Regions from separate parts of the Mus musculus genome. Here region 1 is linked to region 2. The links are chromatin loops, found by intact Hi-C in ENCODE. Cell type or tissue: left cerebral cortex. All regions are shown on one strand. Each heading gives the region's core, and the rest is flanking DNA. Links, peaks and the distances in the headings are about the cores only.

Evidence for each region. A loop is a pair of places that touch in the nucleus more often than their neighbours do. Peaks named below come from ENCODE experiments on the same cell type or tissue, not always from the same donor. Only the 100,000 strongest peaks of a DNase experiment are listed, where the experiment ranks them.
Region 1: a loop joins it to region 2, with 2.0 times the contacts of the local background. A loop is called at or near these places in 5 of 42 quality-filtered maps.

The regions. Positions count from the first base shown.
Region 1 is chr14:79,230,630-79,243,805 of GRCm38, reverse strand. The region is part of intron 1 of Zfp957 (zinc finger protein 957); the gene reads left to right. Among named protein-coding and RNA genes, the nearest start is that of Zfp957, 10 kb to the left of the region's middle. In left cerebral cortex, for the core only: no CTCF peak of the experiment used is centred there; a DNase peak (open chromatin) is centred at 4,211.
Region 2 is chr14:79,291,499-79,308,265 of GRCm38, reverse strand. Rgcc (regulator of cell cycle) reads left to right here and starts at 6,631. Exons shown (of 5, transcript NM_025427.2): 1 at 6,631-6,817; 2 at 7,366-7,551; 3 at 16,488-16,595. The coding sequence starts at 6,769. In left cerebral cortex, for the core only: no CTCF peak of the experiment used is centred there; DNase peaks (open chromatin) are centred at 8,209, 8,918, 9,267 and 9,607; H3K4me3 peaks cover 1,673 bases; H3K27ac peaks cover 1,242 bases.

The DNA of each region.
Region 1 (13,176 bases), core at 2,353-6,352, 59 kb after region 2:
TGCATACAGTGAACATAACACGCCACAGCTCGTGGTATAAAAGGGTCTCAATTCTGAGGCACCAGCAGGAAGTGTTGACTGGTGCTGTATGACTGTGGGCAATGTGGGCACACAGAAACAAGGCTGCTGTGCGGTCACGTGACACCAGGGTGAGCGCTGCAGGAAACATCCAGGTTCGTTACACAATTGATTTTGAGCTGAGTTTTGTTGGGTGTGCATTCAGAAGTCTTTCAGGGTTGCCAAGGATTTGCAACCCCTCCCCCACATTCAGTTCTGCAGCCCCTACATGGCTGGTGACACAGTCTAAGAAGGTGTAGTGTAAGCCACTAGGTCTAGGGTCATCTGTTATAGTAGTCTGCACAGACCAAGACAAAGACCTTACCCCTCTCACGTCCTCTGTGAATGAATTCTAGGTGGAACCAGTGTTCAACTGTATAAAATAAAACCAGGAAAGTAACTGATTTCCAAGAACTTAACACATATCAGCAAAGAAGTGCCCACCCCTCCCCCCAATTCTCTTTTTCAGTCTTAAAAGGTATTTGTTTTATGTGTATGGTGTTTTGCTTGCCTGTAGCATATGACATATCCACATCTGGTGGCTGAGGATGGCAACAGCAGCGAGGGTATTAGATCCTCTAGAACTGGGGTTAGATAGTTGTGAGCCATCACGTGGGGCTAGGAATCAAGTCAGGATCTTCCGGAGGAGCAGCCAGAGATCTGAACTGTTGAGCCTTCTCTCTAGCCCAAGAAAAAAGTTCTAAGCATTACAAAACATTTTAGAACAGTGGTTCTTAACTGGTGGATAGAGACCCCTTAGAATGGAATATCCCCCTTCACATAGGCTGCCTAAGACCATCGGAAAACACAGATATTTATATTATGGTTCATAACAGTAGCAAAATTGCAGTTGTGAAGTACTGATGAAGTAATTTTATGGTTGGGGTTACCACACAATGAGGAATTGTATTAGGAAGGTTGAGGACCACTGCTGTGAAAAAAATTAGTTCAACAAAATACCAAGAAAGTAAATCTGCATGGCAGCTAGATTAAAAAAACAAACAAACAAAAAACCAACAACCTCCACTATAAACAAGGTGAAAAGAGTGAGAAACTAGGAAACATATTCAACTAAAATATTGATTACAAAAATGTATTCTTTTAAGTTTTTTTTTTTAAAAGATTACTCATAGGGAAAAAGCCAAACCAAATCAAAGCAAGGCCAAGGGGCTGGATTGATGGCTCAGTGGTTAACAGCACTGGCTACCTTTGCAGAGGACCTTGATTTGGTTCCCAACACCCCCTGGGCAGCTCACAACTGCCTGTAACTTTAGTCCCAGGGATTAGCTGTCTGGTCTCTGCCAGCCCAGGCACTCACATAGTACAAAATGTAAATGCAGGCAATCACTCATATATGTAAAATAAAAGCAAGGCTTTAAAAGAATTAAAGAGGAACAGATAATCCACAGAAAAAGTAATCTAACCAATTCTCAAAGGCCCTAATTCTTAAACCCACACAGACTCTCAAGTCTGCCCGGGCTCCTGAGTAGCTTGGGGCCCCTTAGTGTTGCTTGAGGGAGGGAGTGGGGTTTCCTGTAGGGAGTGTATGTTCTAAATCTTTAGAGAGCTGACACCATAAAAGACACTCAGTGTGATCGAACAAACTGGAAAAACTTGCAGTGTAAATGGTAAGAGTTTGTAATATGAAGATAATTATTCAGTAGCAGAGAAGGTACACACACATACACATACACATCAGGATTACCACAATTGTCAATTTTATCCCCTTTCGACTGACAGTGATTCCATCTTGTGGGAAGATGTGAACTGCGGTCTGCAGGATGAGAGAAAGCCATGGGGGTATACAGGGGTTTTCCACAGCAGGCCTGTTCCCCAGTCTTCTGCCATCCTTAGCCTGCAAGGGGTGGGCTCAAGGAATGGGAATGGTTGGGAAGGTGCAGGGATAGCCAGTAAGACTGCTGCCCTCTCATGGTTCAACCTACCACCCAGTGCAGGTCAGTCGTCTCCAGATTGTCCTGAGTAATGCCAACGGGTCTTTACTAGGTGATCTGGATTTGAGTGACAGCTTATGGAATGTGTTCCAGAAACTGCTCTACCTGTCCCTGTTTGCCACTCATTTTTTTGGTTGGTTTATTTTATTGGTGCTGTCTGACCAGCTCTTCTTCTAGGTGGACAGGTCTGAGATGCCAGCCAGCAAGGTCTCTCTGCTGGGAAAAGGTTTCTTCCCTCCAGTTGCTCTGGGCTTTGCTGAAGGATATGCAGTGTAATACCCCTGAGCCAGTGCTGATGTCCTGGCTGTTTGATCTGAAGACTTGCTGGGGCTGAGTGGAGAGAGCTGTAGGCTTAACCTGTCGCACAGAGCTGCTGAGAGCAAGTGTCTTGTAGCATGCACGCCTCAGCTCAAAGTACAAGTGGAATGGCCAGCATCAAATCTCACATCTGGACAGACAGCATCAAGTTACATGCTTCTGTGTATTGCAGAATTGCCTTTGAGTCTTGCTTCAGAGGGGTCAGCCCAAGGTCATTAGCTCTGCCATAGCCTCATGCCACCTAAGTTGGAGTATCCGGGGTTGCTCCCTTCCAGAGAGAACCCCTCCCCTTCAGAGCTAAACATGGAGACACTGGGGCTAAGAACATGATATTGTTTTGTGTTAAAATTTTTTTTTAAATTTTTGTATAGCAGGATATTTGATATCGTATAAAACTTGATCTGGCTGCCCTCTGGACCAGTTGGTTCTTGTAGACAACAAAGGGTCCAGACTGAAGCATGCCTCTGAGATGCAGACCAGCCCTGCGCTTGCTTCTGTCTCTGGCCCGTGCATCCTTGCAGACACATCTTCTGCCACAATCAACCCAGGAGCCGAGTAGCTGAAAGTGTGTAGACAGTATTTAAACTAGCCATGTTCGGGCACCTTGCTTTTTCTAAGAAGATTTCAATAAAATCACAGGTCAAGTCAACACCCCTCCTTTGGCTTTTCCTTTCCTTTTTTGTTTCCGTTTCCATTTCCTTTCCTTTTCCTTTTCCGTTTCCATTTCCTTTTTCTTTTCCTTATTATTATTATTTTTTAAATCATCTGCTCTCTCTTCTCCCTGTGGCTCACTGAAGCTGGGACAGTACTAAACTAGACTTTCCCAGAGTCATCTCTGCCATACCTGACTACTGTGGGGCTCCTAAAGGAGCCCAGAGCACAGCAGCTGAGCTCTCTGCTCATTGCTCGCCTTAGTCACGGCTACTCCTCTCCTGCAGCAACCTCTGTTTCTCTCCAGTCCCCAGTTTGCAGGGTGACTGATTCTTGACCCACATCCAGCCCTTAGGAACCTGTTCCCACTGCATGGTGGTGGTTATGTTTTTGTGGTGGAGATCTGACAGGCAAGTAAAATTCTGTCATAAATTCAGACCTCCCTCTTGGCCTGACTCGATGTCATAAAATGGTAAGTCCCACATTCAGAGCTGAGAGGAAATGCCTGAGTGAGGACAGAAAACCCATCTTGTCAAGAGTAGGTTTTGCTTAAACAATGTGCTAGTTAAGGAGGATTTGTCTTTTGGTTCCTGGAAAGTCATGAAGGATGGGTGGGGGAGGGGGACGGGACATAATTGCTTTTGGGATTACAACAGGGAACCTAGCATATGATCCTGGTTCTTTGCTGCTTTTGAGATCCTGTCTTCCCGTCTGTACATTGGGCTGGCAGGCAAGCAAAGGGGCAGAGTTTGAGACACAGGGGAAGGTTCGTAGCACAGATCTCAAAACACAGCTGGCTGAAGCACTTATCTGCACTTCATGGTAGAGTGGAGAAAGGGTTGTACTATAGGCCACTGGGACCAGCTGGGCCTTGTGGCTCCCAGGGGATGGGCAAGAGGGGTGGGTAGCAGCAGCAGGCATACTCTCCCTTTGGATCCTTTCAAACATTCATTCTTCTCATGGTATTGCACGTGTTTCATAGGCTAGACTTTGCAGGGTTTTACATTTTTGTTTTATTATTTTACTGTTCTGTTTTGTTTTTTGGGGCATCTTCTCCTACTCTTACTTGTTTAACAAACACGTTCAAGTGATGACTCTCTCCTCTGGATTCCGATGGGACGCCTACCTGACACTTTCGGAAACCATCTGACACCCATTCAACTCCCCATGTCTCAGGCTGGCACATGTCACCCGCACGCACGCACAGCACTGAATTCTCACCGCACCTCTGCTTCCTGAGCACCCTGTCAGCTCACAGTGAGCCACTCTCCAGGCTGTCACACCTCACCCGCCCCCACCATGTTCTCACTGGCAACAGATAGCTTCTTACGGAGTAGTGGGAGGACCCGGGGTGAAGCTGCTTAATTTTTTGTTAAAGTTCTCTTGTGTTCTGGGAGGCTCCGGCTATCTGCACATTACAATTCTGCCAGACTCATTGCTTGAAGGTTAGACAGTTCTGTCCTGGAAATTGGATGCTGGCTCACTGGGGTCTTTGAGTCTTTCTCTAGCAGTGTGGCGTCCAATGCTCCCAGCATGACTGAACAATAGGAGGGTAAAAATAGCTGTGGTTGCCTCTCTTTAAGACTAACTTAAGTTTGTGGCCATATTAGCTTTGATCTGGCAGACTAGGAATTTTGTGGACAATCTTGGCTACAAATAAGGATACAGGGGTCAAACACATTTGTATCCAGTGCCTTTCTGCTGCAGCAACCACCCTCCTACAGCTGGCTGATGTCCACAGGCTCTGTAAATTGAGGGCTTACTCTAGGGAACAGCTTTGGGGCATTTCCCTCTTGGGAAAAGGGTGTGTGGCAAAGTCTTACTATGCATCCCAAGCTGACCTCGAACTCTTGATACGCCCACCTCAGCCTCCTCACTGCCAGAACTACAAGGTTGTAGCCAGGCTCTGTGCCTGGCCTTTTGGGCACATCACCTCAGCTCTACCACTTACCAACTCTGTGATATTGGTCAGTCTACTGAATTTTTCTCTGGAAAATTAGGATTGTATAGGCCTGTCCCAGAGCTGGAAGAATTACGTGAGCTTATATTACCCAGCATGCCACACATTCTAAGTCACTACTGGCTATTATTTCTGTGGCCACCCTCATCCACCCAGTATTGCAGTTGCGTGTTTACCTTCTTTATCACCCTCGTCCCATCTCGGTGCTGTCCGTCTCTGATGTCACAGACTGGTTGGAAGAATGAACAGATTTGGTGTGAGAGTAAACTTGAAACAGCGCAAGCTCCAGGAGCCAGAAGGATATGGATGGCTCTTGGCAGCTTGGGTTGCAGCTGTCCATGGTCAAACGTCTCGGGTTTCTGAGGCTACAGTAATAACCTTCAAGGAAGGATGTGCCCGCTTGTGAAATAGTGTAAGCCTATTGGGGAATAATCAATGGCTTTCTGATTGGAATGGAGGCCCATTCCATAGGAAGAACTCACACTGCATACTATAAACATGGTTATGGGTAACAACTGGGAAAACATAAGCCTTAGGGAAGAACCCACTACTGTTGTCTGCTCAATGGAAATAATGTCAAAATGCCTTCTAATTTAATCCCAGCACTTGGGAGGCAGGGGCAGGCAGATTTCTGAGTTCGAGGCCAGCCTGGTCTACAAAGTGAGTTCCAGGACAGCCAGGACTACACAGAGAAACCCTGTCTCAAAAAATCAACAAAACAAAACAAAACACGCCTTCTAAATGCCCATTCTTATGCGCATATGATTCTGCATTCAGCCTTGTTCAGAGAAGCCTCTTTTAACTTGTCGCAGTATTGAAAAGGAGTGACAGATGAGCACTTGGCCCTAGACAGACATCTAGGCGGTTAACCCCTCCCAAGATGCAGGGAGTATTGTGATAGAGGGGACAAAAATAATTTAAGAGCCAGAAAATAGGCAGGGATACCTCAAAAAGATGTTTTCTGCACATGAGGTAGTCTTCAGACCCATGGACTCACAGAAGCTGTGGTTACTGGCACAAGATTGGGCTGGTAACCACCACTGGTGGAAGGTAATGCTAGCAGCTAATGGTTGCTAGGAGAGAGGCAACCATTTCCTTCAGTGGTATAGCCACTGATATTTGATCATAATCTAGTCAATAACCAAACTCGTGCAAGCAATTTACATAAACTCAGTGGGTCTCTCTATCACACACACACACACACACACACACACACAGGGCTGGAGAGCTGGCTCAGTAGTTTAGAGCACTTGTTTCTCTTTCAGAGGCCCTGGGCTTGATTTCTCGGACCCACACGGAGACTCACAATCTCCTGTACCTCCTGATGATCCTGTAAGTTCCAGGGGATCCAGTGCCCTTTTTTGACTTCCATGGGCAACGGCAGGCAGGCAGGCAAAAAACACTCCTATACATAACATAAATGAATTAAAGACAAGAGTGAAAATGGGTAGGGGAGCTTGCTGGGAAAAGACTTGGGGCGGGGCTGGGGCAGGGGACAGGGTGAGAGCAGAACAGGAGTGACAATGGCCACAATTCACTGTACTACATGTATGGAGCTGATTTCTCTCCCGTTCTAAAACATAAATGCTTTTCTCATACAACATAATCTGAATACAGTTTCCCCTCCCTCTGCTCCTCCTAGTTCCTCCCCACCTCCCTTCCCATCTGGATCTACCCCCTTTCACTAGGATAGACAGCCTTTTAGGAGATAACAACCAAGCATGACAAAATAGAGGCAAATAAAATGAAAACTCTCCTGTTGGACAAGCCACGCCGACTGTGTCCTCTGTTTCTTCTGTTTCCCTCCCTCCTCCTGCCTCCCCTGCCACGGGCTCCCTGAGCTCTGAGGGGAAGGGTTTGATGGAGACATCTTGTTTAGATCTGTGTGTTCCAAGGCATCCCTCTCTACAAGGTGTCTGGCTATGGGTCTCTGTATTTGCTCCCATCTGCTGCAGGAGGAAGCCTCTCAGATGATGCCGGAATAAGGCACTGATCTCTGAGTACAGCAGGATATCATTAGGAGGCTTTTTGCTGTTTGTTTTTTTCCCCACTAGTATTTGGTTTTACCCTAGCTCTCTGGGCTGTCTACACTCTGGTCCCTGGTCACTCAAGCAGTGTTAGGCATGGGTTCCATCTCTTAGAGTGTGCCTCATGAGAAATCAGACATCAGCTGGCTCCTACCACAAGCTTGTGCCAACACTGCTCTGGCATATTTTTGCAGTCAGGACAGATTATAGATCAAAGGTTCTGTGGTTGTGTTGGTGTTTGCTTTTTTTCTTTCTGTAGTCTGCAGAGTGCCGTTCCGTGTCCTAGACACTAGAACGTGGGGGCGAGGTTCTTTGTAGGTATCAGTGTATCCTCTCCATGTTCAGAGAGTTGTGTGGGTGTTGCATTCAGTTTGTGGAGAGCAACCTGTGGTCTCGGCAACAGCCTGGGCTGTTTGGGGGGTTTCCATGGGACCCTTTCAGCCAACTGCACAACAGGATGAAGCCCAGTCCTGGCACTGGACAGTTAGTTTGGTAAACATGATGAACAGGAGGGGTTCCAGCTCCCTCATTCTTTGCAGACCTCATTAGGATCCTCTCGTATACTTGAAGTTTCCACTACACCAGTCTGCACACTGTCGCCTAATGCTCTTCAGTTCTTGTGCTCTCTCCCCTCATTCCTTCCCTCACCCCCACTCCGCCCATTTCTCCCATTCTTAGCCCTTGTATGCCCTCTCCAGCCCACCCATAAGACCCATTTCCCCCTTCCCAGGAGATCCACGTGTCCCCCTCCTACTTTTTTTCTCTCTGCCTCTCTAGGTCTATAGATTGTAGCTTGTTTATTTATTTAATGGTTAACATCTAGATATAAATGAATATATACCATATTTATCTTTCTGGGTCTGGTTTACCTCACTCAGGATTTTTTTTTTCCCACCAGTTTTATCCATTTGCCTGCAACTTTCATGATGTACGTTTTGTTTGTTTGTTTGTTTGTTTTTAAAGAAAAAAAACGCCCTGGTTTGGATGTGGGGAGCAAGCCCAAATAGCTGCTTCTGCAGCAACATTCTGGGAGCAGGAGGAACCTTCACCTGCAGACTGTTCTCTTTTGAGACACTCTCACAGTGTCGGCTTCCACCTTGCTAACCTTGCCTCCGCCTCCCCAGGCCCGGGATTGCAAGAGTGTTTCACCGTCCCCTTCTTGTGCAGGAAAGGCTTCTCTCCAGACCTGTGTGGCTCAGAGCCTCATAGGGTGGAGTATGGAGTATCCCAGGTCAAGCCTCTCCATCCACTGAGGGGAGCTGCGGACTGGGCCACCCCCTGACTGCCACAGCTGTAGCACAGAGTGCCGTTTATTTCCAGCCTGTGTGAACGTTCACATTTACATTTTTGCAAAGCTGAAAATAATAATAACAAAAACCCGCCTCAGTAGTTGTACCCCTGTGTGAAGAGGGCAAACACCCCCAGGCCAGCTGGAACAAAGCCCCTCTGTTAGGAGATGTCGCTTTCTGAGTCTTGGGAGTACCAGGAATGACCAGCTCAGTAGGGGGCCTGAACCAGCCCCTCTGGGTGGCCCCTCCCCATCCATGCTTACACCCTGGGAGAGGGTGGGAGAGGGCAGCACCTGGCCCTGCTGAGACCTGGTTGTGGGAGTTGGGGTGGCTTCCATGTGGGAACCCAGGGCCCTAGATATTTTCCCTGTGCCTGAGGGCCAGCACGTCTGACCCTTGTCCCTGGCACCCTGGTCAAGGGCACTTCTGAAGACAGGCTGTTCTCACGGATTCCCAGAACAGCCTCCCTGTTCATTCAGGAAGCCCAAAGGTTAAAATTTCTACTCTTGACTCAAGGAGATTCAAGCTGCCATGCCATCTCTCCCTTGACTTCATTCTTGTTCCTCTGTCCCTCCATGCATCATCTCTTCACCAAGTCCTCCTTCCCACTCCCCTCCATCCCTCCCTTCTCTTTTTTTCCTTCCATCCCTCCTTTCTCCCTCTCTTAAGCCTACTGTAGAGAACTTGGCTTATAAAACCCACACAGTGGTGTGAGCCAGAGAATCTCTACAGGCTTATCAAAGTCATTCTGAAGCCCCAGAGCTTCGCCCTGGGTTCACACTTTCACTGTCAAATGCATTTTTTACACACTTTCCCACCACAAAACCACAAACCATCAACAATGGAGTTAAAACCAGAACAATTGGGTTCATATCCTCTTTCATGTCTCACCTGTCCATCATTTGCATCCTGACCCTCCTGGGCACCTAAGAGTTACCCTTCTCCTCCTTTCTACATGGTACACTCTACGCAATGCACACTCATTGACAGTATACACATGTATTGTAGGCTAGGATTTACATATGAGGGGAATGCATTTTCTCTTTTTAAGATTATGTAATCTTGTTTAATATTACGTATTCTAAATCCACCCATTTTCTTGGAAACTTTGTGATATCATTTTTCTTCACAGCTGAGCAGTATTCCACTTTACATATGTACTGGATTTTCATTATCCACTCATCTGTGGATGGACAGCTTAGTCAGTTTCATTTTCTTGTTATAGTGTAGACAACAGACTAAGAAACACAGGAGTACAAATACCTTCGTGGTAGGGCGTGGCGTTCCCTGGCATGTGCGCATGTGGGAAACAGTTGGGTTGTATGGTAGTTCTATTTTAAATTCTTCGAAGAAGCTCCAAGCTAATTCCCACCAGGATTGTATTAGTTTCCACCTCACCAGCAGTAAAATGTTCTTGTTTCTCCATATCCTCTTCAACATTTGTAGTCAGATTTCTTGCGAATAGCCGTTCTCTTTGAAGTGAGGTGATATCTCAAAATAGTCTCAATTTGCATTTTCTAATGGTTAGGGATGCGCAAAACAAACTATGAAGACTTGTTTACATTGTGTAAATGAAAAAATGAATCTTTTGCCTGCATCCTTCTGAGAGGCATTGAAGGCTGCAGACAGCCCTCCTCACCCTGCCCTACTTCCTCATTTGCCTGGTTCTCAGCTGAGTACCCAATGGTCCTGCACTTTGTCTTCTAGAGTGACCATTTATTTGTATGGTTCCCTCGTGTTATCGCTAGAGATAGCCATGAGTGACTCCCCAGCTGGCCCTGTGGCCTCCACTGTACTACCTTCACCCCCCAGGAATCTAGGGTGACAGTGCCCATCTCTGTAGACACTTGGGCCAGTCTGTTATCCTTCTGACAATCATTAATTACTCTGGCCAGGAGCCTTCCCAGTGAGTTCGTTTTCTCTGCCAGTTGAAGAATTAAAAGGCAGGAACAAAATTTCAAGCACAAAAGGTAGCACAGGGGAAATTTTAGATGCAGCACCAGAATCAACTGATGAAAAAAATAGTTTTATTGAAGGTGAAGATGCACATGTGCGCATTCATACACATGCATGCACACTCATGCACACACATGCACATTCATACTCATGTATGCACATTCATACACACACATGTGCACATTCATACACACTCATGCACATTCATACACACATGCACATTTGTACACATGCATGCAAATTTAGTGCATGCACATTCATACACACATGTGCACATTTGTACACACATATGCACACACACAGTACACACGTGCATGTGTGCAGACATACAGGAAAGGACACTGAAAGAAAGCTCCCCTGCACAGCAGAAGGGGAATTTGGGAAGCTAAAACCTGGCTTCTTTTGAAGACCTGGGTGTTTTAAGGGGCCTCTGTAGGTGAAAACGGCGTTCTTCCTCCCTTAGTTTAGGGCATCTCAGTTTAAAGAAAGAAAGGGAAGCCAATGAGCTCACAACTTTAGCTAAAGGTGTGCTATGTCCTAGTCTAGCCTTGGACTTGTGGGAGCTGTCCACTGTCAAGGGGCCTGACTGGTCAGGAGACAAAGCCTATTAGGCTGGAAGGGTGAGGAAGAAAGCTAGCTTTACTGTCTGTCTGTCTGTCTGTGGCTCCTTTCCCATCTGACTATCAGGGATCTGTCTAGCACAGGGTTCTCAGCCTTCCCAATGCTACTACCCTTTAATACAGCTCCTCATGTTGTGGGGACCCCCAACCGTACAACCTTTGTTGCTACTCCATAACTGCAATTTTTCTATTGTTATGAATTGTAATGTAAATATCTGATATGTGACCCCCCCACTAAGGGGTCCTGGACTCACAGGTTGAGAACCACTGGCCTAACTCCTAGTCTCTCATTTCCCCATCTCAGGGGTCACCCTAACTTCTGTTAGGGACTCAGGGGTACACACTACTGTAAATACTTCAAGCTGATGAGAGGACAGTGTAGGGAGGGCAGCAGTGGGAGTGCCTCTGTGAAGGTCAGTTTAAGGCGCCACAATAAATCTATGCTGAAGATACGGAACATACGATAGCATTTGGTGGCCACATGGAACATAATTGCAGTAGCATTGCAGCATATGGATCAAGACCGTTAGTATTACTGTAATTCCTGCTTAGAGTGTAGATAAGGAAATAGGGCAGATTTGCCTTAGGAGGGGGAAGAGGACAGGCTAGAGAGCCACCCAGGTAACCCCTGGAAGGTTTCACCACGGGTGTCAGATGGATGGTTTCTTTGCCACTATTGTCCACTGTGGGTACACACCATTAACCTGACCCAAGTTAGAGAGACTTTCATCAGCTAGCTTAAGTTCAGAGCAGGTCTGCGGGTTCCTTCTGTCACAACCTCAGGGGAACACTAAGAAACACCCTTAACAGCATCATGATTAGCATATATCTTGTGCAGTAAGGTGAAATGCAGCCATGCAGCTAGCTGAAGGCTGCAGCGGGGCCCTGAGAAGGATAAGGTCTGAGAAGAGGTCTTTTTTTTTTTAAACATCTATATTGACATAAATTTACTTAACAGATTCAAGAGTGACCGTGCTGGGTAGGAGAGATGGCTCAGCTGCTACGGCTTCTGAGTCACAGCTAAAGTGTGACTGAGCGATGTTACATCAGACTCCTACACAGGGGAGACAGTACCTGGGAACTTTACAGGAGGAATCAGGGCAAATGTCTCATTGGCAGTGCCCTCTCAGCGACAGGTGTTCCTGCCTGTGCCAGGCACAATGCCCAGTGGGGGTTGACACAATGGGCCAAACCAGGATGAAATCTGGGTTCCACTTTTGTTGAGGGAACATCAGGTGTCAACATCTGATTGACAATCTAAGAGGCAGATATAATTCCTTTGGGTCTTAGAATATTGCCCAGAAATGCCTCACGGACACTACCTCGGGTCTCCTGATATTTTCCCCTTATCTGTAAGTTTGACAACAGGGTATTTGGTAGCCTCTTGAATCAGTGAGGATGAGAAGAGAGGCTGCTACATGCATTTCAACTGTGAAAAGTACTCTTCCAGGGAGACAGTGTTCTATAGTTGGTGAAAAATATTTTAGGTTTTTAGCCTGGGCATTTAAGGAGGTTTGGGACTTAAAGGCAGGGTGGTAGTCGTGGTGGTGGTGGTGTGGTGACACCTTTAATCCCAGCACTCAGTGGAAGAGAGTTTGAGGCTAGCCTTCACTACAAAGCAAGTTCTAGAACAGCCAAGGCTATACAGAGCAACTATCTAAAAAACAAAAACAACAACAAAAAAAGCAAATTAATAATAATAATAATAATGCCTTTTCCATCAGCTGCAGGTATAACACTGTAATGTTGAACTGAGCCTAGATTATGTCTGGGCAGCGTTATCCTTATTAAGAACTAGTCGTCCAGATAACACTTGACATGGTTAAGCCTATGTGTGAGGACTGCAGGCCTTTGACATTTGAACATATTAACATATTGATTGTTTTAAAAAGATGTCTGTGTCTTGCCTGCATGTATGTGCACCACGTGTACACCCAGTGCTCATGGAGGGCAGAAGAGGGAGTTGGATCCCTTGGGTCTGGAGCAGTTATAAGCTGTCATGTCTCACAGGTATGGCAACTGTACCCAGGTACCTAGCCTGGACACTGATCTCCTTAACCTTGGCTAGATTTTTCTGCTGGTTGTAGGTGGCCAAAATTAATCACTTTCAAGGCCAGGTGAGGGTCTGGTCCTCCTCAGGAAGTCTCCCTTGAGCAGGAGAGAACTTCTGGCTTCTCTAGTCTGCCTTTTACCTCCATGTGAGGGGAAACCAAAGCACTTGGCTGACCAATGCTTTGAAGTGTTGGGAAAAGGGTGTTCGTGTGTTGACAACTAGCGAGAGTCCTTCTAGTGGAGACGCCACAGCCTCCTGAGGGAGAGAACAGGTGACTTCCCACGGCGAGTATA
Region 2 (16,767 bases), core at 7,971-11,970:
CTCCCCCCGCCCCCCCAACACCTTGACAATACTTGGCCCACAACTCCTTCTCCAGTCTTCAAAATTAGCAGCGACACACCCCTTATTTCTATCCTCCCCATCCACAGCCTCCCCCCCCCCCCACCCGCCCCTGGCAGTGGCCAGGAAACATTCTCTGCTATTAGAGATTCATGTTATCAGACTGGGCCCTGTCTGGCTTCAACACGCTGTTTCCCCGTAGACTTGTATATTGTGACCCTGTCCTAGGAAGGGACAAATGTAGTTCTCTGGTGACTCAGGTTACTTCTCAAGATGAATTATTATGAAAATAATAATAATAAACAAGCCCAAAAAATAAAAACCACCCTGCATTTTACTGAGTTTTTGTCTCTCAGTGTTCTCGTTCTTAAATAAGTTCGTACCACAACGCTGTCTGCATGGTGTGATATAGCAAGGACTCTTGCCAGAGCTGGAAGCTGTAAGGCTGGCCAGTGGTGGGCTTCTGGCTTCCAAAGCCGTGAGCTGAATACCTGCCTTTTGCTTGTAATGTACTTAGAGCCAGGTATCCTGTTACAGCCACAGAAAATGAATCAATGCAGGCTGTCTTAGTTAGGGTTTCTAGGACTTTGAAGAGACACCGTGGAGACTCTTATAACGGAAAACATTTAACTGGGGCTAGCTTTATACTTTCAGAGGTTTAGTCCATTATCATCATGTCAGGAGGCATGGCAGCATCCAGGAAGCTATGATGCTGGAAAAGAAGCTAAGAGTTCTACATCAGGATCACAGGCAGCAGAAACAGACTGAAAAAACACAGTAGGTCTGGCTTGAGCTCCTGGGAACCTCAAAGCCTGTGACACACTTCCTCCAACAAAGCTGCACCTACTCCATCAAGGCCACGCCTCCTAATAGTGCCACTCCCTGTGAGCCTGTGGAGGCCATTTTCTTTCAAACCAGCACACAGGCTCGCTCAGATAATCCACAGTTATCTACCATGGCCAGAGCTTCAGCCCCTGTCGTAGGTGCCCCTTTGCCATGCTTGCTAGCTTGTACGCCCACTCAGGATGATGGGGTACAGACCTTTGAGGGGCACGAGTGATGATCCTCAGCCTCGTCCACCTTGTTGTGATGTCCCACGAGTTGTATTGCACGTTTTTACATTCATGCCTTTGAGGATGTTCAGGCTGTTAGCAACTGGGGCCATTACACATAAGAACTTACTCTTACCTTGTATTTCATTGCATTTGTAGGGGAATTGCTAACCCATGAGAAGATGGCAGGCTAGACTTTATGTGCTCATGGGGGGTCATTAACATCTCTTTCTTTGTGAGGCATATCTTCAAGTGTCCCGTCTGTTACATTTTTGTCGGGTTGTCATTGCCTTATGAATTTGTAGAAGGTCATTCTATGCTTTAAAAACAAACTATTTGTCATACACATGCATTGCACATGTATGTGGATATGGGTAGGGTTCTTCCTGCTTACATTTTTTTTTTCTTTTTTGCGATATGTCTTTGGTCAGCAACCATTTTTAATTTTATGAGGTCTGATCTCTTAATTTTAAAAAAACAAAGTGCCTTCCAGTTACAGTAGCACAGAGTGCAACCCCAGCACTTCGAGAGTGGAAGAAGAGGCTGGAGGATTCCCAGCCATCTTGGACTGCAAAGGGAGAGCCCGTTTAGGTCGAGACAGCTGGAGAAACAGCTCAGTGGTAGAGTACTTGCCTAGCATTCATGAGAGCCTAGGTTTGATCCTCGGTACCGAATAAATGAAGAGGAAAAGTTGCTTTTGCACCATGTCTGAAATCACTGAGTCATAAGGATATTCTCCCGTTTCTGACCGAAAGCAGCTTAGCTTTAGCTCATCCGCTATCGGTCTGTATTCTATTTCCAATCAGTTTTTTTGGATCTGGTTTGTGGTAGACAGCTATGCCAGATTTCTTTGTCAAAAGGACTTTTCTCACGGTATTGTTACTTCTTAGAAGTCACTTTATCAAACATGTTTGTATCCATTTGGGGAGTCTATCCTGTTCTAGTGGGTCATTTGCTTAGTCTTTTATTTTGAAACAGAGTATCACTAGTTTCAAAGCCAATACCCAAGCTGGCCTTGAATTGGTAATCTTCCTGCCTCAGCATCCTGCACCACAATCCTTTGCCAAATTAATCTTTCTTTTGCTTTGTGGTGGGAAGTGTGCAAGCAGTCTGTTGTTAAGCTGCATCTTAAACCAGCTTTCTTCATCACAGCTTTATACCAAGTCTTGACTCTGTATCATCTCTAATATGACTCTCATTAATGGAGGTCCATTTGGGGTTTATACCACTGGGTTGGGTTAAGTTGTGTCACACTCTCAGATTTGCTCAAGTACCTCTGGATGTGACCTACTTCGAGATAGCATCTTTGGAGACGAGATGGAGATAGGGTAAGGCCATCCAAAGTTACAGCTAGCTTAATCCGTGTCAGGTAATAGTTGCTACCCTTAAAAGAGAAGAGATCCAAGCAGACATACAGGGGATATCACATGGCAACCAGAAGATCAGGGTGACACACTGACCAGCTTGAGGCACTGAGGATGACCTGCACACCCCCAGGAACCAAGCAGAGGCCTGGGGCAGATCCTCCCTGCATACCTTCCGAGGAAGCTGGTCCAGGCAGCATGCGATCCCAGGTTTCCAGTCTCCAGAGCTCCAGGAGAGAATGCACATCTGTTGTTCTAACTTCCCTAGCAGCTCAGCTATGGACAGATGCTGAAACATGACTCAAGCTAGGCTAGGGAAGAAGAAGAAGAGTCTGTCTCTTAGAGTTACAGGACCAGAACTGCCAAGCCTGTTATTTATTTGTTACAGGAGGCATTCAGGCTAAAGCTGAATTGTAAAGATCAGAACATACCCTTCCCCTATAGGAGTGTACACAAGATGGTGATCTCACTCTACTTATTTATTTTTGGTAGTTTTGAGGCTCGAATCCAGAATCCCACATGCTCAGCACATGCTCGGCACATGCTTGGCACATGCTCAGCACATGCTTGGCACATGCTCGGCACATGCTTGGCACATGCTCGGCACATGCTTGGCACATGTTTAGCACATGCTTAGCAGATGCTTGTCCACTGAGCTACATCTTCAGGCCCTGACGGCTTATTTTATTTTTCCCCTGTAGATGTCAGTTACCGATAGGGTTGGTTAACATAGCTGCTTCATGACATCAGAGACCCAAGACACTTCTATGTTTCTGCTGCCATTCTAGGAAAGTGATCTCTACCTCATGGCTAAAATCCAGCTTCAAGGCTGCCTGTCATCCTGTAGGAGAAAGCCAAGTGAGGGAGACTTACTCAGGAAGCCACATAGGAGAGCTCTGTCTGCTGCCCAAAATTTAGTCATATCACCAATTTTAACTCAAGATAGACTGGAAATATACTGTTTCGGGAATGCATGAGTCTACTTGTTTGTTTACAGATTCAACTAGAAGCATCTTCCATAGAGTGTTTGTGGAGAAATATCAAGCGCAGAAGTCCTATGGGTAATTGCAGGTAAGACATTTAAGGGGAGGAATATTTGTTCTGAAAGTAAAAAAAAAAAAAAAAAAATTAAAGTGAATGAATTTCAGTTATACATTTCCAGGAGGAAGGTGAGATGGCTGAGAGAAAGTAAAGTCCTGGAAGAAAGGATCCAGGAGGGTGCTGGTGAGATGGCTCAGTGGATAAGAGCATCGACTGCCCTTATCCTGTCCTGAGTTCAAATCCCCAGTAACCATATGGTGGCTTACAACCACCTGTAATGAGACCTGATACCCTCTTTTGGGGTGTCTGAAGACAGCGACAGTGTACTTACATATAATAAATAAATAAATAAATAAATAAATAAATAAATCTTTAAAAAAAAAAGAAAAAAAGAAAAGAAAAGAAAAAAGAAAGGGTCCAGGAGAGGCAGGAGGTTAGCCATGATAACCTGGAGGATTCAGAAAGATGAGACCCTTAGGTGATGCTCTGGACAAGTTTCATGAAAAGAGTGGCCAGCAGTGTGCAGAGAAGAGGTGGCTATGGTCTGACTATGTCAGACCTTGGGGTGGCCTGAACATTACAATCTCATTGCAAGTTTGATCCTGTCAAACAGCGGGGCCTTTGTGAACTGGCTGTCACCAGAATAGAGCTCTCCCAGATGGAAGTAAGGGTTACCAAAGGGCTTGAAGGGGGCGCCGTTTGCTCTTTCCTTCCTTTCGCCCTGTGAGCAATCAGCAAGCCCTCACCAGACAGCACTGGGTGGGAGTCTTGATCTTGGGCCGCCTGGCCTTCGGAACAGTGGGGAAGAAATCTCCGTGATTCACAAATTACCTAGCCTGTGATATTTTATTATATGATAGCAAAGCATATCTACGGGAGAGACCGGTTAAAATAAAGATCGGGTCTTTACAGCACTAGAAGTCCTGACTTTCCTGTTGGAAATTAAAGGAGACATCAAGTCTTTTTCTTGAGGCCATTGCAGCCAGAGACTGAATGACTGAATGAGCTTTTGAAACCTGGAAGTTAGGTAAGTCTCAGTGAGGAGATGAAGGATACAGCTCCCCGTGCCTCCTGAGGGACGGGTTGCACCTGAACACTGAGGTCATTGACTATCTCTGTCACCACTGTCAGGTGGGGGGGGGGGGCATAAAAGGCCCTAGGATATGGAGCCCAGCCAGAAGGCTCTGGAGAACAAGGGTTTAAACCTTTACCTGGTTCTAGGGAAGAAATCAACACATGTGCAGCACTGAGTGAGGCCTTTGCACTGAGATGTGTGTAAGGATGGGCTGGGGGCAACCCAATTTCACACCAGGTGAACTGTGGACAAATGAATTGTGTTCCACGCACTAACTGAACAGGTAATTGGCATCTTTTTTTTTTTTTTTTTTTTTTTTGGCTGCTCCTCCCAGATTGGTTGCTGCTGTTGGCTTATCTGCTCTGGGGCTCAGTGCCACCCTTGACTGCTTAGTTCTTCTTCACCCTAGGGAGGCAGGGTGTGGCTAACTTCAAAGTGGTGCTGAAAAGAGACAGGCCTGCCTTCTATTAAACCACTAAGGGGTAGGCAAGCCCCTTAGCTGCTCTATTCCAGTTTTCACACCTGCCGACCACTGGCAATGATTATATTATTCAGGGGTGGCTGTCAGGAGTGACCTGGTGCATGCCACATTCTGACACCTAGGAAGGCTGGAGTCACTGGGGAAAGATGTCCTCACATAACACCATCCAAAGATTCTGTGATGATGGCCGTTGATCACTTGAAAGTGTCTAGTATAGCTAAGGAAGTGTCTGGTGTAGTTAAGAAAGTGTCTGGTGTCTGGACTGAAAACTTTCACTTTATTCAATTTTGATTGTTTTACATTTATTTATTTATTTTCTTTTGCAGGTCTGAGGATGAGCCTTCAGACTCAGGGCTCACCCATGCTAGGCAAGCACTTTATTGCTAAATCATATTCCCAGGCCCCAGCTAGCCCCTTACTTTACATTAATTTAGTGGTGTGTGTGTGTGTGTGTGTGTGTGTGTGTGTGTGTGTGTGTATGTGTGTGTGTGGTGTGTGTGTGGTATGTGTGTGTGTAGCATGTGCATATATGCACACAAGGCGTATGTTGTGCCGGACAAGATCAGAGGTCAACCGCAAATGTGATCGATTCCCTGGGCACTGCCCACCTCCATTTTTAAGATACAGCTTTTCATTGACTTGGAGTTCTCACTTTGGGATTGGCTGGGGAGTCCCAGGGATTTGCCAGCCTTTGCCTCTCAGGGCTGGGATTATAAGTGGTGTCCATCTAGTTTGGATTTTTTAATGTGGATTTTGGGGCTTGAACTTGGATCTTCATGCGTGCACAGTAAACTCTTTACAGACAGGATTGTACTATGTAGGGTTTTTTTTCTTTTCTTTTCATGCAGTAGTCCTCAAATCTCCACTCTCTTGCCTAGACCCCCTTCTACCATCCTCCTTAGGGCTGGGACTATAGGCGCAGGCCACCAGCAGGCCTCTTATTTTACGTTTAATAACTACCTGGGGCAAAGGGCTGTTGGTCACCTGAGGCAGGAATTCTACTGGGCTGTGCTAAGGATGGACGCTCAATCATACGGACCCTATACCAGAATGCATCTGTCCATGTGGTACTCTGCGCTCAAAGATCATCTCAATTGAAGACTGCATTCACCTCAACCCACTGCCCTCAGCTGTCCACTCTGTCCACGCACAACCTTATAAATTCCTTGAGAAAAGTCAGATGGAGGACTGGTTCTTTGCAGAGGCTACTGAGGCCCTTGGCTCCTTTATTTTTGCAGCAAACAAGGAGGCTTTCTGCATGTGCAGTTCCATTTCATAGATGAGGCTCAAGGAGGCTCAGCCAGAAGGCGGGAAACAGGGTAAACTCTTGGAGAACTCTGATGCCCGCAAAGACACTTCCTTGGGTCGGGTTGTCAGGGTGGTAGAGAAAGCGGCGGGTAAATATTTGGGGCGGTATCCTGGACTCCGGCGACACCCGTCACTGCGGTTCTTCAGAGGCCAGCGCGTGGCTAGGGCGGTGCCGGGAGTAGGGGGTGGAGGGACAGGGGCGTCCCCTAGGTCGTCTGGGACTTACTCAGCAGCCCCGCCCCGCCCCGCCCCTGCCGGTGGCTATAAGACGGAGTAGCCGGCGGGTGGCGCGGCTCAGGCGAGTAGCTAGCGCTCAGGCTCGGCAAGGAGCAAGGCAGAGGCACCGGAGCAGACTGCAGTGCAGGCGGCAGCCACCAGGGCCAACACCTCGCAGCATCTCTGCTACGCGTGTCACTGAGCAACTTCTCCATGAAGCCGCCCTCAGCGCAGAGCAGTCCCGCGGCGGTCGCGGCCGCAGGTGAGTGCCTATTTGGAGGTGTCTTCTCCACCTCTGCGCCCCGGGATCGAAGCCAGGGACTGCGTCCACGCTAAGCTACACTCTCAGCTCCGGGGCCCCTGAGAGCTGGAGCCTGCAAGTAGGGGCGAGAGAACAGAGGTCGCTAAGGTCTTCTTCCACTGCCCACCCTTCTGTCCTCCATCACCCTGGCATCCCGTCTCCGGATCGCTCGTCCGATGCAGGTTTAGTTTGGTTTTCCACGCGGGACAAGGAACCGGAGTCTGACACGTAACGGGTGCCTGCTGACTCAGACTTCCCGCCGCCACGCGCTCCAGGGAGCGAGCGTGGGCAACAGTAGGAAAGCGCGTGGGGTGGGCTAGGTGACTTCCAGACTTTCAGCTCAACCCACGGAGGCTTCTTCTCCTCCGTGTCTGGTGACAGGCGCTTTAGAGGGTGGTTGGGAGGTTACGGAGTAACTGACTGCGTGGCTGTCACTGGCAAAGGCAGAGTGGAGTTCTAGGGAACGCTGGCCGCCCCTCCAGATGCCCTCTGTGCCCTCCCTCCCCTAGCCCCGGCCATGGACTCCGCGGCCGCTGCAGACCTGACCGACGTGCTGTGCGAGTTCGACGCGGTGCTGGCCGACTTCGCGTCGCCCTTCCACGAGCGCCACTTCCACTATGAGGAGCACCTAGAGCGCATGAAGCGGCGCAGCAGCGCCAGCGTCAGCGACAGCAGCGGCTTCAGCGACTCGGAGAGTAAGTGAAGCCCTGTTGAAGTCAGTAATCCTCAGACTCAGGCTTCCTAAAGCTCTAGATTCACCTGGGTTATCTTTAAACTGAGGCACGACATCTGGGGAAAGTCAGACCCGGGGATCTGCACGGCTCTGAGATGCCTGAAGAGTTGACTTTCTGAGTCGTTAGCCCAGATGTGCGGGGGTCATTAAGGCGTTCTTGGGGAGAGAGGTACGAGGGTGGGTGGGTGGCTCTTAAAGAGCTGTGGGTCTACCTGTCACGGCAGGTGTGTACCATGAGGCCTGAGGGTTTGTGCAGTCAGCCAGAACTCCTGGGAGTCCAGCCAGGCCTTCCAACCTTTTCCCGCCTTTCTACCCACTCTTCGCTCTTCATTTTTTTTTTTTTATTTTATTTTATTTTGAGACTCTCCCAAGGTGATCTATGTAGCTGCGGGTGACCTCGAACCTCTCTGATCCTCTTTCCTCGGGCTTCAGGGTGCTGGGGTGACAGTGCAATGCCACCACATTTAGGCACATCAGTTTATAGGCAATGCTGGGGGTCAGACCTAGGGCTTCTTGCACGCTAGGCAAACACTAGACCAACAGCACCCTCCCTTTCCTTTTCCAGAATGGGTGTTGGGGAACATGAGGACACGAGTGAGCACAAGAATGAAACATTTGTGAAACCAAAATGGTTTCATAAGCTGCTGTTTTTGGAATGCTTGAAATAACTTCGTTCACTTTCTGCCTAGCTCCCAGGCTCTTTCGCCACTCCAGGCACTTTTGAAACAGTCTCCCGCTGGGCTGCTGAGTTCAAGTACAGGGTTTCAGGCACGCCCACCCTCCAGGTTACCCACAGAAGGTCATCCTAGTAACCTTTTCCACATTGCCTCTGGAGAGGGGAAGGGGGAGGGGAGGGGGAGGGGGAGGGGGAGGGGGAGAGAGAGAGTTAGTTTTCAGTAACTCAAGTGACCTGCAAGAACAGTGAATTTGGTGACCTTTTATTTATTATTATATAATTGTTTTCAAATCTTGGCTTATTCACTGTTTTTCAATGTGAACTTTAAATTCTGTTTGTTCTTGTGCCCTTAGTCCCTAGATACAGGCTCAGACATCACCAATTGTGCTGTCCCCAACTCTGGGAGTAAAAGTCACATTGCTGTTTTGAAATCTAGAAACATTTTCCTTTGTTACTAGGTGAAGATTCTGAGCCTGAGCTGTCCTCCTGAGAAGGGATGATGTTTGACATCCAGGTCAGGATTTGAATCTGAAACCCAAGCTCTGGTTTGATTTTCCTTAGCCACCTACACAGATCACCACGTGACTTAGGGGGCGAAGGGGGAGGGAAGAGGGCTGGTGAGCTGTTCATTTCCATTTAGAACTTTTGCGTCTTGATGCCAATGACCTGGTCACTTGTTCTCAGCAGTCAAGTGAAGCCTGACGCTGGAAATTTTTCTCCACAGCTGTGGTGTAACTTGAATATATTTCTTTCCACTGGGTCAAGGAACAAATTTTTCATTGTGTATAAATTCTCTTCTCCACAGAAGAGAAGGCTAGGTCTGTCCCCGATGCTCTGTAATCAAGTTCAGCTCCTTGCTAAGCCCCAGCCTCAGTCTAGATTAGAGTCTGAATTTGTGCAGTGATGTCGAACAGCACCCACCAGTTCTGCCAGGAGGGGTTTCAGATCCACGGTATGTTTTTAGGAGTCTCAAAAAGAGAATTCACCACAGTTTCTTAACAGTTGGAGAGAAGATTGACAGAATTTGCAGTTTTCTTAGGCATATCTCTGTGCATTTTGCTTTCTGCTTTTGTTGTCAACTTAAGCTTTCTTTCTGTGGTGGTTGGAGAGTAACAGGGAGGATCTAAGAAAGCACAGATGACCTTGGTCTTTGCCGTCAATGTGGTTTTGTTCCCTGCATGCTTAGAAATCGTCTTGGAGGGCTGGAGAGATGGCTCAGCGGTTAAGAAATCGTCTTGGTGGATTTTGTGTGCATCTAAGTCATGCTTTCTTAAGGACACATAATATGTCTGTCTTAATTGTCTCCAGGAATGGAGTGCAGACATTCCTAATACTTGTCTGTCTGGTGGAAGTGGATGTCTGGGAGAGGTGCAGCCCACTGAAACTTAGCTCTCCTGAGAGGGCCAATCAGGCTTATCATGGTGGTGGTGGCAGCTAGCTTACTTTTAGCAAGCCCTCACTGGGGTTGCTATGATTGTAACGTGATAGCTCTTGTTATCAGCCATCTCTGGCTGGTCTTCCAATGTTATCACACAAAATCTTTACCACAGTCCTACAAGTTAGGCACTTTTATCTTCATTAGTTTTGCTCTGGTTGCCTAGCATGTGAGCCAGAACTTGAGTAGCCCAGCGTTCCCTCAAGCTCAGATCATGTATCTTTTTGTACGTGGTATTGCAGGTCCTTTTCAAGGCTTTCAGGATCAAAGGTCTGTGGACCTAGGTGATGAATATTCCTCCTCATTTTTGAAAAATACTACCCCCCCATTAAAAAAAAACAAAAAACAAAAGCAGGTTGCAGGACTGGAGTGATGACTCAGAGGTAAAGGACAGGTATTGCTTTCCAAAAGGACCAGACTTCGGTTCTGAACACCCATGTTGACAGCTCACAACTGCCCTGCCTGGAACTCGATCTGACACCTTTGGCCTCCAAGGGCACCATTCTCAAATGCACAGACACACACATTCACACTGGGGATAAGTGAAAGTGGATTTTTAAAAGGGCTGTGTCTTTCCCATAGCACTCTGTTAGGAACAGTTTTAAGAGTCTCAGTAAAAGAGCAATGCAGATGGGAGCTAGAAAAGTGGTCTTCAGGTTTGAGCCTTTGGGGTGCTGTAGAAGTTGAACATCTTTGGGTTTGTTTGTTTATTTATTTATTTACTTATTTATTTATTTAGGTTCTTTCAAGCCAGGGTCTTACTATGTAGCTCTCTCTGGCTATCTTGGAACTCACTATATAAACCAGGCTGGCCCTCAGACTCACCAAGATCCAAGTGATGGGATTAAAGTTGTGTGCCTAGCTTTTGTTCAGTATTTTTTTTTTTAGCTTTAAAAGTAATCTTTAAGTGGGTTTAATAAAGCTTTCACCCATTCTATCCCAAATTTTATCCCATGTATTTATTGTATGCTTCTACTGGTTGACTTCGTAAATGGTTTATTATACTGACTTATGCCTTTAAAGATGAGGCTGAGGTGTGATTCTTATATATTAGGGTTTCACATAAGTCATCCTGTGAGAGGACAAGTGTGCTGCTGTTTAATAGGAAAGGTCTGAGGTCTACTGTCCATGCCGTAGCTATGATAAGATTGTAGATATTTGGGGAGAATAGGGACTGGGTGCTTTAGCATAGCAACACTTAGAACATCTACTTATGTTTAGAATATGCTGGTCTGGCTCTGAGAGAGGAGACCTTAGGAATCCTAGAAACCAGAATGACAGTTACCAAGCCAGTGGCTAATGGAGCTGAGGAGTCGGGAGTTGAAACCTGGCAAGGTGTGAGGAGGAGGAGCCCTCCAGATACCTGGTACCACATTAGGAACGGAGTGAGTGACAGATCGTATTCTCTGATATCTGGTATGCTATCTTAGAGGGTCAGGGCCGTTCCAGAGGGTGTGGGGGGGGGGGGCACAATGATCAAACAGAGACCCAGGGTTCTTTGGCACTGTGCCATGCTTCACTGAAGCTGTCAGAATTTAGAATTGGAGGAGAAGAAAGACCCTCCCTCATGCCTGCCATTCCCCATGGGACCAGCGCAACAGACACAGGGCTTCCTTTTTCTTGGTTAATTACTGTAGTTCCCTTGCTGCAGATGTGTGGACTGTTCTATATTTGCAGGAACTCTGGGCAAGGCTCGCTGTCTGTGGTTTTACTTTTCTTCAGGGTAGCATGTGTCCGTTCTAACCCTAAATTACCTTTCTCCCAACCCCCAAACCAAAAACAAAAAACAAAAAACAAAACACAAACTATGCCTTTAAAAAACAAAAAAAAAAACAAAAAAAAAAAACAAAGCTTCTGTTTGTACTATGGAATTTCTTATACTTGATGGGTATACCTAAAGTTAGGGGTTGTGTATATATAATATGCCTTTGTTTATTTATTTTTGATGGTCTCTAAGGAGACCCAGTCCCAGAATCTGAGATTCCAATACATTAAATGGATCAGGAATTTAAAGGATGTTTGCAATGGGGATTTGATTCTGGTGAGGTGGGCTTTCAAGGCCGTCTGAAGTAGACGCCTTAAGGTCTACCTTACCACATTTAAAGGTTCCTCAGATCATCACTGGGCCCCTTGATCATGACAACACTAGATAGCAGGGTGGGACAGCAGTACATGTCTGTGCTATCAGCCAGAGGCACACCGTTGTCATTTTATCAGACTGACTGAATATTATTTTTGCAAGAGCTAGCGTTCTAAGGGAGTGAGCACAGCCGGAGGCTGAACCTGGCTCACCTATCCATCTGCCATAACCTCTAGCACGAGATTCCGTTCATGCAGGCTTCTTAGTAAAAGCTTGCTTGGGAGAAACACTGGGCAAAGATGCTCAGAGTCTGGGTATCTCTGTGTCGTGGGCATGTCCTCCGTGAATTACCTCTGAAGAGAACCTTTTAAAATTAAATGCTATAATCTGAAAATAGCGGGAAGCCAGGGTTCAGAGTCTTGGTTCTTCTTCTCCTCAGCGTTGATGGCTTCCCCCCTGGACCTGCTGGTCTCCATTTTGCTAGGAACTCGAAAATCCAGTCATTATGAAGCCACGGCATCCTACACAGAATTCATAGGTCGTTATTGCTTTTCACATGGGCTCTGCTCCCCCACCCTCTCTACAGCCGCATAGCTTCAGGTCCTGAGGGGGTCGAACAAAGTGGAGCCTGTGAAGACATGGAAAGCAGGTAGAACCATGGTGAGGTGATGAGCTGATAGGATGTGGGACAGTGTGTGCGTGTGTGTGTGTGTGTGTGTGTGTGTGTGTGCACGTGCGTGTGTGCGAGTGTGCATGAGGCGGGGTCAGGAAGAAGGGAAGTGAGCACAGGCTATGCTTGCCCTGCCTCTGTATGTGTATGTTATCCAGATATAGATGCTGTATTTTACCCCCTCTTCCTCCCTCATTATGAGAGCAGTGTGAGTTCCTCAGCACTGAGGTGACCATAGATCAGTCTGGCTTACAACGGAATTGATTTGTCCAAACCAGAGTCTGCCTTTATTTTCCTGACCTTGAGGGAAATTCGTGGGCTAAGGAATTTATCATATGGACTAGACTTTAAAGGATCGAAGGCAAGCCAGGATGGTCCCCTGAGACTCTGGCTTCTTCCCCACAGTCACTTCATGCTGTCTAGGGTGAGGTGTCCCTTACTCCTCTGAGGGTATTCTTCACTCTTTTGTTATTTCCTTTTTGTAACGACCTTTTCCACGTCGAGGTTAGTGCTTCTTTAAACAGCCATAGTTTAGAAGATAAACCAGCCTGATTATATGTGGATGTGAAATTTCTGGAGATTTGGAGCTGAACAGAAGTGAAGTTCAAAGCTAGGGCAAGGACTGTGGCGTCTGCAGGGAGGGGTGGAATGAGGTGTGGTATTGAAGGTGGCTCTTAAGTGCCATCTGTTCTGAGAGATAGAGAGCAGGGAGCAGGGTGGCCTTTACACTCTGGGTAAAGTCTAGTGAGTTTCAGAGCTGGAACTCTGGTCTAAGGATGGAATGATGTTCTTGGATGTCTTTAAGACAAGGATAATAAGGTGGCAAGTTGGGGGGGGGGGAGCTGGAGAGATGGCTCAGCGGTTAAGAGCACACTGTCTGCTCTTCCAGAGGTCCTGAGTTCAAATCCCAGCAACCACATGGTGGCTCACAACCATCCGTAATGAGATCTGATGCCCTCTTCTGGGGTGTCTGAAGACAGCTACAGTGTACTGACATAAATAAATAAATCTTAAAAAAAAAAAAAAAAAAGGTGGCAAGGGACTTGGTATTCCCTCCTGGCCTATAGCCTACTTCCCTTGGGTCTCTCTGTGGCTTTCTTGCCACCAAAGATGACTTTATCTTCTCTTCATATGTTTCTCAGTCTGTATCTGTGGTGATCCCCCCTGGTTATTGACAGAGATAACAGTGATGCTTTTCCAGGGATCTGCAACGGATATGTGTGGTGTACTTTCCTGTGTGCAGGGGATGGGGTTGCTGTCGTTGCTGCTGTTGTACAGGCGGACTCAGCTGGAAAAACAAAACGAAACAAAACCCAAAACCAAAAAAAAAAAAAAAAAAAAAAAACAAGCAGAAGAGCTTCCAAGTCAAATTCTAGAGAGTTCCAACATCCTAAGAGATATTAATAGGAGGGCACTAAGTGTCCCATTGTCAAGTACACTTGGGAAGTAGGGCTGAGGCCAGACCTGTACACCAGAAGTGATTACACTTCTCGGGGTAGTTGCAGTGGGAGGGATCGTGGTGTTCTTGGTGTTGCCAGAACACAGTTGGTCTCACGCTTCAAGGACCAGCTTTCTGAGGGGTGGGAGGTGAGAGTGAGTTATAACATTTGTAGAGGGGACGTATAGGTTTAAGGTTCAATGTTGAAAATCTCAGTATGGGTTCCTGTCATCATCAAAGCCCTGAAAAAATGACTGTGGTCCTTTAAGGTGCTCTGGGCTAGAACTCCTAAAGGAAGGAAAGATGATGAGGGCTACTCATGAAGATCTTCTGGAGATGTTTGGAAAAGTGGGGTAGGTGGGTATATAGGCAGAAAAGATGACAAGAAGGTGGTTGGAAGACAGAGGAAACAGCCAACCAAACAAGACAACTTGGGAACAGAGCCCAACTCTCACACGGCTAGAAACTTCTTTCAGAAGCCTGATTTTTGTTTATTCTGAGCACATGAAGAGATAATTTAGACAAGTTCACTCTGTGTTTGTGGAACTAGAGCAAGATGTGATTTCTCTCCCTGAATGGAGGGAACCGGCTTGAAGGGCAGGAGCCGCGGGCGGGCGGGGGAGGGGGGGGGCGGGGGCGCGGGGGGGGGGGGCTGGCTAGCAGGGACCTGGCCAGGCTCTCTCTCAGCTGCTCACCTCAGGGCCTTTCCAGAGCGCCTGCAGTGCCCTGGCTGGCTTTGCTTTCCTTTCGATTTTAACCAGAAAATTGGCTTCCTCACCACCACCTCTGGGGCCACATCCTGCTTCCGTTAACCTCTGTCTTTGAGCCTCTGTGTTACATCCTCAGAGCAGGGCTGGCTTCCTCCTTCTCAGCAGGACTTAGAATCTCAGATCTGGGAGGACCTGGAAGGATTGTCCAGTCCACCTTTCTACCTTATTGGTGGGTAAATTGAGGCCCAGAATATGGTCTCTTTCATCACCCTTGAGCTTGCAGTAGCTGGCCCTGGTGCAGCGTGGCCTGGCAAGGACTCCGTCGACTGCTGCTTTGACATTTGGGGAATAAGTATAGAAGGAGCCGCTAAGTCCCTTGACTGTCATGGATGAACAGACAAGAACAAAAACAATCTTTGTTTCTGACTCCAGTACAGGAGTGAAGAGTCTTGGGCACTGTGTGATCAAGACTCATGAGCAAGGAAGGGGCATTAATTCGATTCGGGGCCCAACATTGTGCTTATATTAGTGTTTAGAAGGAAGAGACATTTTTCACGAAAAGTAGCCTATATTTTGAGTGTTTAAATTTGACTTACTTGTATGAGTGTTTTGCCCATATATATATGTGGTGCCTGAGGAGGCCAGAAAAGGGCATTAGACCCCTAGCACTGTAGTTAGAGTGTTGGGAGCTTCTAGGTTGGTATTGGGAATGTAAACCAGGAAAAGCAGCTAGGTCTTAACTGATGAGTCATCTCTTTAGTCCCTGCTCCCCCTCACCCACCCCACCCCTTATTTTGACAGAGCTACTCCCCCCCCCTCTTTTTTTTGGACAGAGCCTCCTGTATTTCCAGTGTCAGGCTGGCCTTACGCTCAGTATGTAGCTAAGGATGACCTTGAATTTCCGATCCCCCTATTCCTTCCTCCAGAGTGCTGGGATCACCAGCGTGCCGCTGACTGACGGGTGTGCCACACTGATCCAGTCCAGGGCTTCTGCTAGGGTTTGTTCTCTCTACCAGTTAAAGCATTAAAAGGCAGCAGGAGCCTCAGAGAAATCTGCAAACAGGAGCAGAATTACCACTTGAAAAAAATGGTGGTTATTGGGGGTGAGGAAAACACCGATTTGTGTCAGACACACAGAAAAAGACCCTCTCTAGAGCAGAAGCCTATAGAGTTTCCTTCCCCTAATTTAAAGCTGGTCAGTTTGAAGGAGGACAGGATGGTTGATTGGCCCACGGCTGTTTTGTAATCTGTCCTGATCCAGCCTCAAACTTGTTGAGCTAGTCCATCAGCAGAGAGCCTGAGGGTGGGAGACGAAAGCCTGCAAGGCCTTTTGCTTAGACTGCCAGGTGTTTCTTTCAAGTCAGGAAGCTGAGGAAGAAGCCAGCCATCTTGGGAGCTCACTACCTTTATTACTAACCATGGCCCCTCTGCCTATCTGCCCGGCCTACAAGGAAGTCTAATTCCTAGTCTTTCACCACTGTGCCAAATTTATATGGTGCTGGGGACTGAATCCAGGGTTTCAGGTCTTCTGGACAAGCACCCTACCAACTAGGTTATGTTATATTTCATCCTTCATCCTATCAGCCAGGATCTGGCCAGCAGACTCCTGTGTGGCAGAGGCCTAGTCCTATTAATTGGTCACACCTTTTTTTTTTTTTTTTTTTTTTTTTAATTTAAGAGGAACAAAGGTAGCCAGTGGACTTGGGCACACACACACTTCTCTGCCTAACATCATTTAGTGCCTAGTTTGGGAACTGTCCTGCTTTTTAAAATATAGATCTGTAACATCTGGTTCCCTGGGAGATTAACTGCTGGGTTCTGTAGACAGGCTGGCAAGTGTGTGGTTTGGTAAGGACAGCTCCTGATAACTATGGCTTCCTTCCTTAAAGGTGCAGACTCAGTGTACAGGGACAGCTTCACCTTCAGTGATGAGAAGCTGAATTCTCCAACCAACTCCTCTCCAGCTCTCCTGCCCTCCGCTGTCACTCCTCGGAAAGGTGACCTCGCCGACTAGACTGCTTTTCTGCTCCTTTATCCCCACCCCGTATCCTCAACTAGGCTTTCCCCACATGTATACATACACACATACATACACACATACCAAATATATATTTGTTTTAATATAGATCAAAACATCTACATATAGATGTTACAAATATGTATACATAT